2 separate regions of the Mus musculus genome follow, and region 2 is linked to region 1. A link is a contact called in ENCODE Hi-C or POLR2A ChIA-PET data. All regions are on one chromosome and are shown on one strand. The core of a region is the stretch at or near the end of the contact, and the rest is flanking DNA. Distances in the headings are between cores, read along the strand shown.

The links. A loop is a pair of places that touch in the nucleus more often than their neighbours do. ChIA-PET counts read pairs that join two places held with the same protein, here RNA polymerase II (POLR2A).
Region 2: a loop to region 1 is called in a map of gastrocnemius, with 7 times the contacts of the local background. The contact joins the enhancer-like site here to the promoter of Slc25a30 in region 1. A Hi-C loop is called at or near these places in 22 of 37 maps with a recorded cell type or tissue (Patski, T-helper 1 cell, T-helper 2 cell and 7 more). POLR2A ChIA-PET finds 5 or more read pairs at or near these places in 4 of 5 experiments (Patski and embryonic stem cell).

What each region holds. Positions count from the first base shown.
Region 1 is chr14:75,784,891-75,789,878 of GRCm38, forward strand. It overlaps Slc25a30 (solute carrier family 25, member 30), which reads right to left and starts at 2,147. Exons shown (of 10, transcript NM_026232.3): 1 at 2,035-2,147.
Region 2 is chr14:75,828,079-75,832,921 of GRCm38, forward strand. No RefSeq gene overlaps it. Among named protein-coding and RNA genes, the nearest start is that of Gm4285, 14 kb to the right of the region's middle. Within about 2 kb of position 1,533, at least 2 of the 3 ENCODE cell types and tissues checked have a DNase peak (open chromatin) inside an H3K27ac peak, as active enhancers do; they include gastrocnemius and heart, where a contact is called at or near this core.

The sequences.
Region 1 (4,988 bases), core at 897-3,396:
CTTCTGGAGTGTCTGAGGACAGCTACAGTGTACTTACATATAATAAATAAATAAATATTAAAAAAAAAGAAAAGAGATTAAAAAATAAATAAATAAATAAATATATGTGTGTATTTGTAAGTGTATGTGTACGGATCATGTTACTAGGAAGACAGTCATGAGAAAGGAGGAAAAGACCTTCGGAGAGAAAGGAAACAGCTGATGGACTAGAAAGTAGAAGGGCCGGGGCCTAGCAAACACAGAAGTGGATGCTCACAGTCAGCTAATGGATGGATCACAGGGCTCCCAATGGAGGAGCTAGAGAAAGTACCCAAGGAGCTAAAGGGATCTGCAACCCTATAGGTGGAACATTATGAACTAACCAGTACCCCGGAGCTCTGGACTCTAGCTGCATATGTATCAAAAAATGGCCTAGTCGGCCATCACTGGAAAGAGAGGCCCATTGGACACACAAACTTTATATGCCCCAGTACAGGGGAACGCCAGGGCCAAAAAATTGGGAATGGGTGGGTAGGGAAGTGGGGGGGGGAGGGTATAGGGGACTTTTGGGATAGCATTGGAAATGTAATTGAGGAAAATACATAATAAAAAATATTTTAAAAAATGAGAAAAAAAAGAAAGTAGAAGGGCTCTAACTGGGCAGGCAGTCGATGGAGGGAGGGGGCGGGTGGGTAGGATGAGAAACAAAGCTATGAAGTCAGTGTGATGAAACTCACTGCTTTGTACGATTATTCTTTAAAATTGGCACTGCTAGTACTTCTGCGGGCTCTCCAAGTTCCTCTTATATAATTAATAAATCATTTTCATTTTGGTCTGTTCTTTCAGTGTACAGTCTTAAACCGTAATCACATACTCTTCCCTTCGTGTTCTCATAAATCTCTCCCCCATTACACTGTCTTTTCATAAGCCTTTCCTATTCCTATTCTTCATTAAAAGCACACAGTGAGGGGCCGAGAGATGGCTCAGCCTGTTCTTCCAGAGGACCAGGGTTCGATTCCCACTATCCACATCAAGTGGCTCACACCTGCTTAGAACTCCTGTTTTAGAGAATCTGATGCATTCTGACTTCCAAAAGTACTTCGCATATAAACTCACAGACACATAAATAAGACTGGGTGAATCTTTTTTTAAGTGTACAGGTAAAAAAAAGAAAAAACCAAACTCAACACATACTTATGAAATATGGTGTTTTAAAAACATTTTAGAAATAGTACCATTTTTTCACGAGATAATTAAGCCCATGTTACAAAAGTTGGCAGTGCCACTGCTAAGATCTAAATCCATGCCTTTCAGCTTCACACTAACACATCTCCGAATGTAGAATCTACAAGGGCGTTCGTTCTAGCATTGTTTTGCTATTCTTAGGCAAGAACAATCCTGACTACTGAGTGTTTTGCCTGAAATTACACCTAAAAAGCCTTTAAAACGCATTAGCACGTTAACTTTTCGAGCAATTCATTTGACAGGTTCTTGCGAACTCGCAAGCAGCAACCTAGCTTGTTGTTTCACGAGCAATTTGTGTGTGTGTGTGTGTGTGTGTGTGTGTGTACGCGCGCGCCCCATTACCTTAAAGAAAATGGACATTGTTTATTAACCGCCTATTTAGCAACGCTGATGATTGAACCCGGGACCCTGTATACAATAAATAGCTCAACCACTGAGCAACATCCCCAGCCCTACACCAGCAATTCAATGGATGAAGAGCCCTATCCCGGGTACTGAGCTCGCGGGTGCTGAAGCTGCACCGTCTCTGCCCACGGATGGGAGGGGCGCACACCGGTGGGAGGAAGAAGTGTCGCAGCAAAGGGTGCAACCCTTGAGCCTCCCGGACGCCCCCCTCAGCCATCCTCCGCAGATCCCGCAGAACCACTAGAACCCGGGAGCGAGCCCGGGTCCCAGAGCGAGCCCGGGCTCCGGAACCTCGTACCCACCGAACCCCAGCCCGCGAACCCCAGCGCACTTCAGCCCGGAGCAAACCCGCCGCAGCGGTTCTCTGGCCAGGTCCACAAGGCAGCAGCGCGGCCGGGAACTCACCCCGCGGCGGAGCTCCTCCTGCTACTCCTCGGAGCCAGTGCAGCCGCCTGGGAGCACCTCGGTGCGGGAGCGGAAGAAAAGGCCGCCGAACGGCGGGCGCGGCCCAAGCCGGGAACGGCTCCGCCCGCTTCTCGCCCGGACACGCCCACACCACGTTCTCATTGGTCACTGTCGACACCGGCTCCCTCAAGGCCACGCCTCCAGCCACAGCCAAGGAGACCCAGGAAGAGCGGGTCCCAGAAGCAACCAGACTGGGGTTCTCAGGCTCTCACTGCTGGGAACCGAGCTGCGGGCTGCTCGCTGCTCCCCACTGCCTTCGGTCTGTGAAGGGGAAGCCGGGAAGCCACAGACTCTTCTTCAGAGGGGCTTCTCCGTGTCTCCCAGAACCTCGGCAGTCGCAAAGAATCATCTTGCGTTCACTGTTTTTAACATAGAGCTTTATAATTTGAAATGTGCTGACTGAAAACTGAGAGCCCAGACTCACCAACGCTAGCATTTCGCAACTCTTGCATTCTTTCTGTGTCTATTCCTTTCACACCGAACTCTTGAAAAATTACCACTTATCATATACAAGAGACTGAGTACATTTTCAATCATATCCCATATAAATATGATAATATTTATATCCCCTTGCTGTCTCAAAAGGTCATCCACACATGCGCACAGGAAACTCGGGAGCTACTAAAAATCAACCCAATGCATCTGAATTCACCTCTCGTAAACTTCTTAAACCAGAGCTCTCGTTTTCTTTTTCTTTTTTTCATTAGCTATTTATTTACAATCTGACCGGAGCCTCTAGTTTCCTAAACTCTTCTTAACTTTGGCATAGTTGCGGTCCAGACCAATTGTCTTGTCAAGTTCTGGATTCGTGGGATTATTTCCTCGTGATTAAATTTAGAAACCTTTAGAACAATGGCGGATATTCACAAGACTTCCTTCATTTCTGGACATGCACTCTGCCAGTTTGTCATTGTTACCTACGGAGCAAGGTGCATAGAGCAAGATGCGGCTTGTTCAAGGTTCCTATCTCCTCAACAAAGCCCCTCCTCTTTGCATTGAAAACGGATGTGGACTGCTGGGTTTGTTTCTTGGAAGCCCTTGCTTCTGTGTCCTGGGGATGTTTTATCGTCTAGCACTCTCTGCTCTCCAGCACAATGCCTACCAGTTCTCAAAACCAGTTCTCAATAGTCCTTGCCGATTGTCCTTGGAAAGTTTTGTTATAAAGTTCTTCTGTGTGTTTCCTTTTATATTGTGTCACATAACATAAAACAGTGTAGTTGGGTTCTCTTTAGAAAAAGAACCAATATAATGACTATATTCAAAGGGGATTTATTCAGCCACCTCACATGATATGGTCTGGGTAGTCAGTCCAAGGATGGCTGCCTGCAATGTGAAAAGGCTGGGGGACCTGGCAGCTGCTCATACCAGCAGCCTGGGTGCCTCAGTAGTCCCAATCTGATGCCAAGGCTCCTGTAGAACCAATGGCCTTCAGTCCATCTTGGAGAGCCAATGAAGCCTGGTTCTGGTGCCAGCAAAGGAATTTAGAAGCAATGACAGAAGCGCTCACTAGCAAGAGGCAAAGGCAAGCAAGCAAAGGGTTTTCCCTTGGGGCTCCTTGTATATCAGCTTCTGATAGAAGGTATTGGCCACATTCAGGGGGAGTCTTCCCACTTCAGTTTCCCTGCCCCCACACATCCCTCACAGGCATGCCTAATCTAGATAATACCTCATGGGTATCCCAGGAACCTTGATTCTAGATCTGTCAGGTTGACCATCAGTGTTACCCTCACAAACAATATGCCTCTCACCGCAGATATTTTTTAAATTGTTCTTAGGTTTAGTTATTCCTGCTTATGTTATGAATATTTCGTGTGCATGTGTGTGCAAGTGCATGTGTGTTCGTTCACGTGTGATCATGACCTCTATGGACACCACATGGATGTCTGGTGTCCACAGAAGTCAGAAGAGGGCATCAGACCCCCTAGAATAGGAGCACAGATGATTATAAGCTGCTATGTGAGTGCTGGGAACTGAACCCAAGTCCTTTAGAAGAACAGCAAGTATCCTTAACCACTGAGCCATCTCACCACCCTCCCCAGATACTTTTAAATCCCGAGTGATGGATATCTCTAATTTAGACGCCTATACCATGGGTTCCAATCTAGCCTCCTCCTTTCTCTGTCTCTTTCGTCTAAGCTAGAAAATTCCTATTCCCCTTGCATTTACACATTTATCTAGTCCTTCTGTTCTATACTCTACACAAAGCCGCTGACTCTGTGACAGGAGTGACAGTGACAGGCTAGCGACCTGTGGGCTGTGAATGAATTCACCAAAGACTAAAGGCAAAAGTGGAGTTATTAAAGTGTAATTCAAGAAAGCCATGGTAGATGAGACAGTGGGCAGAACTACCTTGACAGTGACTTTCTAAGTGTCTCTAGAGATGGGGAGTTCTATGCAGGCTGTCGGGCAGTGGTTCAATGTCCCGCCACACTGGGGTAATTGCAACTAATGCTTATCATGGTTTGCAACACCCTGACCTTGAAGTAGCCATGGCCTTGCCTGAGTCAGACCAGCACAACCACCAGTCCTAACTGGCATCCACAGTTTGCAGCTAAGGCTTGTTATGATTAACTCTTTCTGTCGAGATAATGGTCCTGCTCAGAGGCAGTGGTGACCTTGCCCTGAGCTCAGCCTGCTCTGGGGCAAAACTGCCCTGTCCATCTCCGAACGAGCAGAGCTAAGACACACCAGTAGCACCGCTAGCAACAAACTCACTTCTTTGATTTGAGACTTCTTTGAAATTGTTTTAACCTTTATAATCTTTTAAATATAATGCAATTAGTGTACAGTGCTCCAAAGTTCTTGAATTAATATACTTTTAAAAACTTTTTATACATTCACTTGTGTGTGTGTGTGTGTCCCACAGGGAAACTTGGGAAGTCAGTTCTCTCCTT
Region 2 (4,843 bases), core at 283-2,782, 43 kb after region 1:
TTCCCTGCTGAGCTAGGAGAGAGGAGAGCTAGGAGAGTGGGTTGAGGAAGGCCAGTGAAGAACAGAACCGGGCAGAGTGGACAGTGTGGAGTGTCGGTGCAAACAGTGACCGATTAAAAGCAGCAACAGACATAGGAACACAAGGGGCATGTTCGGAAGGAAACCAAATGGAAGCCGCCATTCAGTCCGCCTTACCTCGGTGCACAAAACTGTTATATAATACCCAACTTCCGCTGTGCACATCTGTTTTCCAAAACTTTCCATCACTACTCCAGAGTCCCATCTGCCCTGGTGACATTTTCCCAGGGGAAAAGCAAATAGCTCCTGCCTCAGGGTGAGGCCAGGACAGAGCTGGACAAGCAGGCTTGACCACTCAGTCCGGAGTTCCTCCCCTCCGGCTCCCTGCCTGTCCAGCACGTCGCCAGGTCAGCCCCCTCACCCCCTTACGCATCAGCCTCTGCCCGGTTCTTCTTGACAACTTGCCTCTCCTCTCTACAGGAGCCCTCCTCCCAGGTCTCAGTGTGGTGGCACTTCTCACCAGCTAAGTCTCTGCTCAATGGCACCTCTTTGGAGAGACCTTGCATGACACACAGCATTAAATAGGACAAAAAAAAAAATCCAGTTTCTGTGATTGTGCTCCGCGGCCTCTCCGTAGAATGCATCCTTGCTTACTGTAGCATCCCTAACCCTTCAACCCCTTTGAACAATCCCTTTAAGAAGGTGTTAGCGTTGAGTAACTATGTGGAGCGTTCCAGTCGATATAACAATGCCATTCTTTATTATTACTCTAGATATTTTCCTTCTTTTAAGCCTTATCTTTTGGATAATATGGTAACGATGACCCCAAAGAAGAGTAGGAACCACCCCCACGTGCAGCAGTGGCGAGGAGTGGCGACAGCGGCTGGGCAGGCAGGGAGGCAGCGGAAGTACAGATAGCCCAGCTATGGCCCTGCGCCAACTCCTGTTGTTGCCAGTTCTCAAATCACAAGACTGGATGGTGTTCCGCTCCACAGGAACAGAGAGAACTCTTAAAACAGCCACACCTGCCTTTGATTCAGAGTAGACCAGTCTTAAATCCTCGCTGCCAACAGCCGGATACCCTTTCAGCCTTGAAGCAAACTTGGGCGGCAGACGGAACAGCATCATCTTTATCACCTACGCTCTGCTAGTGGCGGTGGGGCGGGGACACACGGAAAAGTCACAGAGATAAATAAGAGACTCAGAGTGGAACCAGAGGCATCTCTTCCTCACCCAGTCAGCTGAGTAGGACCTAGAAATTCCCGCCAGTGGGTCCCAGACCTCTTAATTTGCGGGAGCATCCTCAGAAGAGAGCCCAGAGACCGCCTGATTCCTGCGGGACTAGAACCTTTGGGGGTGCCTGCCAGAAATCCGTCTTTTTTTAAAAAAACCTCTCCAAATCCTTCTGCCTCTCTTCAAGTTCTGCTCTGATTTTCCATCCAGCATTTGGAAACCGATCAGATCCTTCCTACCTTCAGCTTTGAGGACCGCACTCGGTGATCTCGGCATCGCCATCTGCCGGACACACTGCGGAACTACAACTGCAGCGCTCTCTAATGCTTCACTCCAGCTATGCATTCCCACTGCTTCGGAATACAGAGAAAGAAAAGGTGTTTGCTATGGCGAGCTCAGCCAGTACTGCAGATCTGCTGCTGAGAGAGTGTTTAGCAATTGAATCTATTAATACACGAGCACATAAACAAATGAATTAAGAATTCGTGCTGGAGGGTAGCTTCGTGGCATGGCAGCTGCACAAGAGGCCCTTGGTTCAAACACCGGCGTTTTAGAAAATTGCCTTTAATTAGAACAATAATAAGCAAAACACTCGAAGAAGAAAAGCAAGCACACGATCGTTTATTCAAATGTTGAGATCACCCGTGGGTGGAGGGTACAGTTGCCTAGACTTCATTATTCATTTCCTCATTCGGTTTTTCAAAAAGTATGTTTGGGGTGAGCTGGCGAGATGACTCAGTGGTTAAGAGCGCCGACTGCTCTTCCAGAGGTCCCGAGCTCAAATCCCAGCAACCACATGATGGCTCACAACCATCCGTAACGAAATCTGATGCCCTTTTCTGGAGTATCTGAGGACAGCTACAGTGTACTTACATATAATAAATAAATCTTTAAAAAAAATGTTTGGGACCCAGCAGGGGTGGCAATGCCTTTAATCCCAACACTTGGGAGGCAGAGACAGGAGGATTTCTGAGTTCGAGGCCAGTCTGGTATACATAATGAGTTCCAGGACAGCTGGGGCCATACCTATTCAAACCACCACATCAGGCTAGCTTCAAACTCACAGAGATCCCACTACTTCTGTCTCCTGAGTGCTGGGATTACAGGCAGCCATCATGCCTTCTTAGCTTTTACCTGCATTCTGGGGATCTGAACTTTTGCTCAGTGTATGTGATCCATCCACTGCGGCTTCAACTTCCCAACCCCCTCAATGATATTATCCTTTTTTTGAGACAGGATAGCCCTGGTTGTCCTAGAACTCATTTTGTAGCCCAGGCTGGTCTCAAACTCATAGATGTCTGCATCCCTCTGCCTCCCAAGTGCTGAGATTAAGTGGGCGCCACCAACACCCGGCCCAGTCTTTGATCATCTGTGAAACAAAACTCCTTAATTCTTTTGGTGGGGCAAGATAGATTTTGAGTTATGGCCCCCACAGACTCATGTGTTTGAATGTTTGGTCCATCGCCAGTGGCATTATTAAAAGGTGTGGCCTTGTTGGAGGAAGTGTGTCACTATGGGGATGGGCTTTAAGGTCTCCTATGCCCACATTATGCCCAGTATGGCACAAAGTTCCCTTCTGCTGCCTGAGGATCAAGATGTAGAACTTTCAGGTCCCTCTCTATCTCCATGTCTGCCTGCATTCCACCATGCTTCCCACCATGATGCTCATGAAACTGTAAGCCAGCCTCAATTAAATGCTTTCCTTTATAAGAGTACACTTGGTCATGGTGTCTCTTCAGCAATGAAATCCTAAGACGACAAATCATCTTAAGGTCTACATATCAGCGGCTGGAGATATGGCTCAGTGGTTAAGAGCACTGACTGCTCTTCCAGAGGTCCTGAGTTCAAATCCCAGCAACCATATGCTGGTTTACAACCATCTGTAATGAGATCTGATGCCCTCTTCTGGTGTGTCTGAAGACAGCTACAGTGTACTTATATAATAAATAAACAAATCTTTTTTTTTTCTGGTTTTTCGAGATAGGGTTTCTCTGTATAGTCCTGGCTGTCCTGGAACTCAGGACATGTAGACCAGGCTGGCCTCGAACTCAGAAATAAATCTGCCTGCCTCTGCCTCCCAAGTGCTGGGATTAAAGGCATGCGCCACCACTGCCCAGCAAATAAATCTTAAAAAAAAAAAAAAAAGGTCTACATGTCAGGGAAGCCAGAGCTGTGAATATGTGAATAGAGACCCTCTGTAACAAAGTGAAGTGTGATGTAGAAAAAAAAAAAAACATCAACTTTAAGTCTCCACAAAACCCCACATACATGTGAACACCTATACATGTACACAAGCCACACACATATAAAGATGAAAAAAATACAAATACTTCAAAAGTTCTGTGAACAATATATAATGACACACACTTTCCACCCAGCACCAGGGACATGAAGGTAGGAGAAACCATGTCTCAAAAAACCAAAAAAACCCAAAAAAAAATATATATATATATTTATATTTATATTTATGTTTATATTTATATATAAGTACACTGTAGCTATCTTCAGACACACCAGAAGAGGGCATCAGATCTCATTACAGATGGTTGTGAGCCACCATGTGGTTGCTAAGATTTGAACTCAGGACCTTTGGAAGAGCAGTAGGTGCTCTTAACTGCTGAGCCATCTCACCAGCTCCTGTATCTTTTATCATACTGTCTTAGTTAGGGTTTCCATTGCTGTGAAGAGACACCATGACCAAGGCAACTCTTATGAGGACAACATTTAATTGGGACTGGCTTAAAGGTTCAGTCCATTATCATCATGGCAGGAAGCATGGCAGCATGCAGGCAGACACGGTGCTGGAGAAGGAACTAAGAGTTCTACTTCTTGAGTCTAAAGAAGACTGCTCTCCAGGCAGCTAGGGTATTAAAGTCCACCCCACCCTCCACAGTGACACACTTCCTCCAACATAGCCACACCTACTCCAACTGGGCCACATCTCCTAATAATGCCACTCCCTGTTTGTCCTAGAAGTCAATTTATAAACCAGGTTGGCTTGAACTCAAGGGCTATGCCTACCTCTACTTCCAGGGTGCTGAGATTAAAGGGGTGTGCCATCACGCCCAGTGCTGCCAAGTACTTTACCACACAAAGTAACAATAAACTGTTATGTGCCAGACTTTTAAAAAGATCTTTTGGGAGCTGGAGAGATGGCTTAGCAGTTAAGAGCACTGACTGCTCTTCCAGAAGTCCTGAGTTCAATTCCCAGCAACTACATGGTGGCTCACAACTATCTGATGCCCTATTCTGGTATGTCTGAAGACAGTGACAGTGTACTCACATAAATTAAACAAATCTTTAAAAAAATCTTTTAGGTTTATGTGTATAAATGTTTTGCCTGACACCGGGCAGTGGTAGCACATGCCTTTAATCCTAGTACCCGGGAGGCAGAGGCAGGCGGATTCCTGAGTTCGAGGCTAACCTGGTCTACAGAGTGAGCTCCAGGACAGCCAGGGCTACACAGAGAAACCCTGTCTCAAAAAACAAAAAACAAAAACAAAACAAAAAATGTTTTGCCTGTATGTATATTAACCACCTGTGTGCCAGGTACCCAGGGAGGTGTGGAGAGAGTGGTGCTGGTAGAACTGGG